Regions from separate parts of the Homo sapiens genome. Here region 2 is linked to region 1. Evidence: read pairs that join two places in POLR2A ChIA-PET (ENCODE). Cell type or tissue: GM12878. All regions are shown on one strand. Region 1 overlaps CAMKK2 (calcium/calmodulin dependent protein kinase kinase 2). Region 2 overlaps KDM2B (lysine demethylase 2B).

Region 1 (4,000 bases):
AGGGGCAACACCTTGGCCTCCCCACTGACTCCCACCCCCCTTTCCTCCGAGGACCACCATCCCTCTCTTTTCCAGGTTGGGATTAGCATTTTTATCTCTGCAACTGCCATCTCTCAACTATTTACAGAAGCCACCAGGATAAAAAGAGGCAACATAAAAATAGTTGCTCAGCAGCTTTCAGGATGGGGTGGGGTGGGGGTGGGGGCACTACAGAATCTTCTCATTTTCTTTCATTCCTTTTCAAAAGGGAAAGGATGTCAGAATTGTTCATCTTTTCCAAAAGGCTCTGAGACCACTCACCTGGGACAGGAACCAAGTCCCAGTATTTCTCAGTTCCCCAGGGTATAGCCTGTCACCAGCACCAATCCCCCCACCCCACCCCAACCAAAAGAGCGGGCTGGGTGAAGGGTCGAGCCTGCAGAGCCAGGGCGCCCCACTCTGCCCCGTTTCCGTCACCTCCTGGGCCTCCTTCCAGCTTTCCAAAAAGCGAGCCAGTTTAAAAAAACAAAGCAAAACTTTGGCTTTTCTCTATGCTTAAAATGTTTCATAATTGAAAAAAAAAAACTTCAGTGGCAATACTACAAACATGACTGAAACCGAAACACTGGCAGCTAAAATAATCCCTTTCCCATTTGGATCACTAACGTCCCCAACGGGGAAAGCAGCAGCCAGGGGTCTTCCCTACAAAATCTAACAGAACTCACATCATTTTAAAGATGTCTTTTTTATTATTATTATCTTGGTTTTGTTGAGAAAGGGGTCCAATCAGGGAAGAAAACAAATAATAATTCTAAATCTTATTTCTCAGAGCCCAAAACTATTCGGAAATGCTTTCCATCCCATAACCTGCCAGGGAAGGTGGACTCCACTCCATCAGAAAACGAGCATAATTTGCCAGTACAAGGAGCCAAAGTTGGGAGCGATGGCTCATGCCTGTAATCCCAGCACTTTCGGAGACTGAGGCGGGCGGATCACCTGAGGTCAGGAGTTCGAGACCAGCCTGGCCTACATGGTGAAACCTCGTCTCCACTAAAAATACAAAAATTAGCCAGGCGTGATGGGACGTGCCTGTAATTCCAGCTACTTGGAAGGTTGAGGCACGACAATCGCCTGAACCCAGGAGGCAGAGGTTGCGGTGAGCTGAGATCATGCTACTGCACTCCAGCCTGAGAGACAGAGCAAGACCCTGTCTTTAAAAAAAAAAAAAAAAAAGGCGGGGCGGGGAGCCAAGGGAGGCCTAAGACCTCAGGAAGAGAAGGTACATCAGGAAAGGATACAGATCCCAGAGGACCTTGAGCCTTGATTTTCTCATCTGTGAAATGGTGCCAGACCTACCTAAGAGGGTGGCTATAGAGTTGATCTTCTCTATGGCAGTCCCTAGTACACAGCGTGGCTCAAGCTAATTGTTCCGCAAAGATCACGTCCTCCCTTCCTTTCTGTACTCCGCTTCCCTTGTCTGGAACATGGAAGGGTTCAGGAGCTGATCTCTGCTGGCCTTCCTCTCAGGCCAGCTTTCCATTTCTGCTTTCTGGGCGGGTATTCCTGGCAAAGCTATCAGGACAGAATGGGCTGACTCCACTCACGGCCACAGGGCCGTGGCACTATCTCTCTGCTTTTCTCTACTTTGTGGATTTACTTACCTGGAAAAAAGTCTCACAAAATATATACTAATAAAATCACATGGGGACCTTCATTTAACAAAACAGGGCTGGTTGTAATGGCTGACAACTGTAATCCCAGCACTTTTGGAGGCCAAGGCAGGAGGATCACTTGAGCCCAAGAGTTTCAGACTAGCCTGGGCAACAAAGCAAGACCCTGTCTCTACAAAAAAATTAAAAATATTAGCCAGGCGTGGTGGCGCAGGGCTGTAGGCCCAGCTACTCAGGAGGCTGAGGCAGGAGGATCTCTTGAGCCTGGGAGGTTGAGGCTACGGTGGGCCATGATGGCAACACTGCACTCCAGCCTGGGCGAGTGAGTGAGATCCCATCTCAAAACACACAAAAAATCATCGTAACTGAAAAGAATGGAACTGAATAAAACCAAGACTGTCCCTGAAAATTGTAATGAAATGACCATGAATTGATCCAGGAGGCAATGGGTTTGTTTTGTTGTTATTGTTTTGTGGTTTTTTCTTTTTGACACGGAGTCTCGCTCTGTCACCCAGGCTGGAGTGCAGTCACACTGACCTCGGCTCACTGCAGCCTCTGCCTCCCGGGTTCAAGCGATTCTCCTGCCTCAGCCTCCAGAGCAGCTGGGATTACAGGCGCGTGTCAACACACCCGGCTAATTTTTGAATTTTTAGTAGAGATGGGGTTTCACCACGTTGGCCAGACTGGTCTTGAACTCCTGACCTTAAGTGATCCACCCGCCTTGGCCTCCCAAAGTGCTGGGATTACAGGCGTAAGCCACTGTGCCTGGCCAGCAATGGGTTTAAATGGGGAGCCACGATTCTTGCAAGGGGTAGGTAAGGGTGCATGAAGGGAATCCCGAAAACCTTGGGTTGGGAAACTGGTTCCTGAGTGATTTCAAGAAACCTTTCTTCCATCACCTGCTCCCTCCAAACAGAGTGACAAAAAAATGTCTTATGCCAAGAAGTTCATTAACTGAGGGGCTACAGAGACACGGGAATGGACAAAGTAGCCTTAAGACGCCTTTATGGTGGAAACAACCCAAATGTCTATCAATGGATGAATGTATACACAAAATGCGGTCCATCCACACAATGGAATAGTACTGGGCCGCAGAAGCGAATGAAGCACTGACAGCCACTATGGCATGGATCAGTCTTGAAAGCATGATGCTGAATGAAAGAAGCCAGACACAAAAGTCATATATTACATGATTCTATTTATATGAAATGTCCAAAACAAGCAAATCCAGAGAGACAGAAAGTAGGCTGGTGGTTGCCAGGGGCTGCAGGGAGGGGCACTGGGAAGAGAGAGTGACAGTTTAATGGGTACAAGGTTTCCTCTGGGGGTGATGAAAATGCTCTGGAACTAGACAGAAGTAGTGGTTGTACAACATTATAAATGTACTAAATGCCACTGAATTGTTCACTTTAAAATGGTTAAGTTTGGGCTGGGCATGGTGGCTCACGCCTGTAATCCCAGCACTTTGGGAGGCCGAGGCGGGCAGATCATGAGGTCAAGAGATCAAGACCATCCTAGCCAACATGGTGAAACCCCGTCTCTACTAAAAATACAAAAATTAGCTGGGCATGGTGTCACATGCCTGTAATCCCAGCTCCTTGGGAGGCTGAGGCAGGAGAATCGCTTGAACCCAGGAGCTGGAGGTTGCAGTGAGCCGAGATCACGCCACTGCACTCCAGCCTGGCGACAGAGTGAGACTCTGTCTCAAAAAAATAAATAAATAAAATAAAACAAAATAAAATAAAATGGTTAAGCTTATATTATGTGAATTTCACCTCAATTTTTTTTTTCTTTTGAGAAGGAGTCTTGCTTTGTCGCCCAGGCAGGAGTGCAGTGGCACGATCTTGGCTCAATGCAACATCCACCTCCCGGGTTCAAGCGATTCTCCTGTCTCAGTCTCCCGAGTGGCTGGGATTACAGGCACAAGCTACCAGGCTCAACTAATTTTTATTGTATTTTTAGTGGGGACGGGGTTTCGCTATGTTGGCCAGCCTGATCTTGAACTCCTAACCTCAAGTGATCTACCCGCCTCGGCCTCCCAAAGTGCTGGGATTACAGGCGTGAGCCACCGTGCCCAGCCCTCCTCAATTTTTTTAAAAAGAAGCCCTTACGAATCTCTACTAACAGGTCAGTAAGGCAACAAGCACAGCCTGAAAGAAGATCGGTTTCAAAAGGGAAATGCAATTTCCTCAACTGTTAGGAAAGAGACACAGACGCAAGGCTGAGGCTGCAGCAGCACCATGCAGCCAGCCGGCCTGAACCCCATATCCAGGTTCTCTAACCCCATCCAAAGAGAAGAAGTGAGTGGGAAAGCAAAACATGGAAGAAAAATAGCAGTAGGCCAGACACAA
Region 2 (4,000 bases), 270 kb after region 1:
GGCCAGGATGGTCTCGAATTCCTGACCTCAAGTGATTTGCCCACCTCAGCCTCTGAAAGTGCTGGGATTACAGGCATGAACCATGGCACCCAGCCTCCTTTTCTGAGGAATAACCATGCCTCCCACTGCCATCGCCGCCCTCCCCAGCACCTCCTAGGCACCCTCTTGGCCTCCGCTACTTTGCAGCTTTTCACATCACAGATGCCACTTGGGACCAGTGTTCAAGACTCCCAGTCAGGCCAGGGCCAAGCCAGGGTCCCCGCTGACTACACCTCAGCCTGCTCCGCCCTCTGATGCAAGGGAGTCAGGACTTAAGGGACTGGCTTAACTCAGCTGTATGCCTGCCTCAGACCAGGGAAGGGCTGTGGGGAGCAGCTGGGGCTGAAGTCATAGGGGGAAGCGTATAGGCAAGAGGCCTGGGCAGGCCAAGTGACCGTCTTAGGAGCAGAAGGTCGGGAGGCTTGGTTCTAAGAAGAGTTTCCTTAGTGTGCCGGGAGCTCTGAGCAGCTCCCCAGGTGTCCTGGAAGCTGGACTTCCAGGTCTATGGGAGGGGTGGGAGGGGAAGTGGTGGGAGGAGGAAGGAAAGTCAGTTCTGTTGGGCACCTGGGCTTCACGGACCTCCCCTCCCCCAGGGAAACAGAAATGGACAGGTCACCTGTTCATGCCACACAGCTGGGGTCCAGCCCCCACGGGGCAGCAGGAAACACAGACGTGACAGAACACTACCCAGAGTGGCACGGTGATAGCAACAGAGGGGACCAGGGAGGCAGGAGATGTAGGGAGAATCCAGAGAGTGAAAGAGACTTAAAATGCAGCTCAACCAGGCCAGGTGCAGTGGCTCATGCCTGTAATCCCAGCACTTTGGGAGGCCGAGGCAGGAGGATCACCTGAGGTCGGGAGTTCGAGACCAGCCTGACCAACATGGAGAAACTCCGTCTCTACTAAAAAAAACACAAAATTAGTCAGGCATGGTGGCGCATGCCTGTAATCCCAGCTACTCGGAAGGCTGAGGCAGGAGAACTGCTTAAACCCGGGAGGCAGAGGTTGAGATGAGCTGAGATTGTGCCACTGCACTCTAGCCTGAGCAACAAGAGCAAAACTCCATCTCAAAAAAAAAAAAAAAGGAGTAACATCTATGATATATATATGAAACAAGTAGAAATTTGATCATTGAAAATGGGTATTTAATAATTTTAAGGAGTCACTGTGTTTTTATATGTTTTTATTTAGGAGACGTCTCGCTCTATCACCCAGGCTGGAGTGCAATGGTGCCATCATGGTTCCCTGCAGCCTCGACCTGTTGGGCTCAAGCGATCCTCCGACCTCAGCCTCCCAAGGAGGTTGGGACTATGGGCATGAGTCACCATGCCTGGCTTTATTTTCTTTTGTAGAGACAGGGTTTCACTCTGTTTGAGACCAGGCTGGTCTCAAACTCCTGGCCTCAAGTGATCCTACTGCCTCAGCCTCCCAAAGCACTGGGATGACAGGCATGAGCCACCTCACCCAGCCTGGACTGACCCATTTCCAGAACTCAGTTGCCTTGTGTGTAAAGGCAGGAAGAAACTGACTTTATACTTTTTCTTTCCTTCACCACAGAACCCCTTCTTCAAACAGAAGCTTTGATGACAGCCAAATACACATAAATAAAAACAAAACAAGCAGCTCAGGCTGATGCAGGAGGTGGGTGGGGGGTGCTCAGAATTCAGACCTAGATCCCTGGGGTTTCCCTTTGAAATTCACTGGGTTGGGGCATTTTTGGGTCCTTTCCCAGGGGCGAGGCACTGAGTTTCAGTTCCTGAATACTCGGATCACTTCCCTTAAATGTATAAAGTGGGCAGGGGCAGGGGCAGTGGGGGCAGAGGAAGAGACGGGGGCCGCCAGTCCCTTTTGGCCTGAGCTGAGAGATGAAGAATGAGCCCTCCAGCCTCCCGGTCTGATCTGCCACAGGAGCAAAGGGAACCAGGCACACAGGCTGAGTCTCTAAGCAAGAGGTTTGGCACCGGGGAGGAGGCAGGTAGCCTAAAGGGATGGAGGGGACAGATCAGTGCCAAGAATGGAATGCAGCCCTCCCAGCCTTTAGGAGCAGCCATCCCTAGAGCAGCTGACAGGGACAAGCGTCCCTTCAGACCTGCAAGGGATCCACACTGCTGGGGCTCTCGGGTTCCTGAAGTCAGTGGGTTACAGGAGAAATTTTCCACATGGGGCAGTGCCTGGAGTTCCTAGGCAGGCCAGCAGCCTCCCTCCCTCCGCCGCCCACCCACCCCAGGATCATCGGTGTTCTGGCTCCCGGGCTGCACACACATCCAACAGGTTCCAGCTGCGGAAATTAGTCCATGGCCCTGTGGCCCCTGCTTTGAAGGTTCCATCCGTCAGCTCCGAAAGCCTCGGGCTCGGGGCCAGGACGAGGCTGCTGAAAGTCATCTTGAAGGCTAATGTGAAACATACACGGGCGCGACCCCAAACTCCCCAGAGCCCGGCTCTTCCGAGAGCTCACAGAACTCTTCCACATCACAGTTCTGGAACCTTCTCCAGCATCCTCACATTTCTGGACTGGTTTTGTATTTTGTTCCTCATCCGTGTCACACAGGTAGCACTGATTAGCAAGAGCACTGGTCACAGGTTCAAATCCGACTCTGCTCTACTGTTTTGAAATAGCAGTGAGGCCTGAGTTCGAGTGATACGCCCGCCTCAGCCTCCCAAAGTGCTGGGGTTACAGGGGTGCACCATGGCGCCTGGCCCCTCTCCCTGCATTTCTATCTGTCCTGGCAATTGGATGCCTCCCCTACCTGCCGCTCTGGCCTTGACCTCTCTCATGAGATCCAACTCAATGTGCCCGGAACCACACCCATCTATGTCCAGCCCCAAGTTGCTTTTCTTCTGGGGGTCTATTGGAAGCATTGTGTTCTCCCAATCACTGAAAGTCAAACCTACATGTGACTCTGATGTGCCAAGCACTATCTGAGCAACTCAAAAATAATTTGTCTACAGGCCTCAGTTTTTCCCATTTGTGAAATGGGGAAGCAGGACTGGAAGAACTCTAAGACTCCTTCCCGAGCTTAAAATGGAAAAAGTCTATGATTTTAAACCAACTTTAGGCCGGGAGCGGTGGCTCATGCCTGTAATCCCAACACTTTGGGAGGCTGAGGTAGGCGGATCACCTGAGGTCAGGAGTTCGAGACCAGCCTGGCCAACATGGCGAAACCCTGTCTCTACTAAAAATACAAAAATTAGCCGGGCGTGGTGGTGCGAGCCTATAATCCCAGCTACTCAGGAGGCTGAGGCAGGAGAAGCTTGAACCTGGGCGGCAGAGGTTGCAGCGAGCCGAGATCAAGCCACTGCACTCCAACATGGGTGACTTTTTTTCCATGACTCTGTCTTGGGGAAAAAAAAAACTTTAAAAAGGCCTGGCCAGCACAGTAGTTCACGCCTGTAATCCCAGCTCTTTGGGAGGCCAAGGCGAACAGATCACCTGAGGCCAGGAGTTTGAGACCAGCCTGGCCAACGTGGCAAAACCCCATCTCTACTAAAAATACAAAAAATTAGCCGGGCGTGGTGGTATGAGCCTGTAATCCCAGCTACTCAGGAGGCTGAGCCAGGAGAATCATTTGAACCTGGGAGGCGGAAGTTGCAGTGAGCTGAGATGGGGTCACTGTACTCCAGCCTGAGCAACAGAGTGAGACTCTGTCTCAAAAAAAAAGTCTGGGGACAAGTCAGCCAGCTTTGATTTCCAAGGGGTGAGAACTTAGTTTTTCTCCAAAACACAGTCCATCAAGGGCAAGATCCACAGCTCCTGACTAGCACCAGGCTAGACACCATACAGACACCCAGTAAATCTGTAAGGGAAGAAAGCATGGAGGAGGAGGAGGAGGAAGGGGGGAGGAAGAGAAAGAGGAGGAGGAAGAGAGGGGGGAGGAGGAGGGGAAAGAGATAACATGGGCTTTGAAGACACCCAGGGCCAGGTGCAGTCCTGGCTCCACTGCCTACCAGCTGTGAGGTTCGA

The links. ChIA-PET counts read pairs that join two places held together with the same protein. Peaks named below come from ENCODE experiments on the same cell type or tissue, not always from the same donor. Only the 100,000 strongest peaks of a DNase experiment are listed, where the experiment ranks them.
Region 2: POLR2A ChIA-PET joins it to region 1 with 7 read pairs; 3 of 35 experiments call an interaction of 5 or more read pairs at or near these places.

The regions. Positions count from the first base shown.
Region 1 is chr12:121,288,700-121,292,699 of GRCh38, forward strand. The region is part of intron 1 of CAMKK2 (calcium/calmodulin dependent protein kinase kinase 2); the gene reads right to left. Among named protein-coding and RNA genes, the nearest start is that of CAMKK2, 6.0 kb to the right of the region's middle. In GM12878, no CTCF peak of the experiment used is centred here; no DNase peak of the experiment used is centred here.
Region 2 is chr12:121,558,796-121,562,795 of GRCh38, forward strand. The region is part of intron 4 of KDM2B (lysine demethylase 2B); the gene reads right to left. Among named protein-coding and RNA genes, the nearest start is that of KDM2B-DT, 20 kb to the right of the region's middle. In GM12878, no CTCF peak of the experiment used is centred here; a DNase peak (open chromatin) is centred at 1,736; H3K27ac peaks cover 1,536 bases.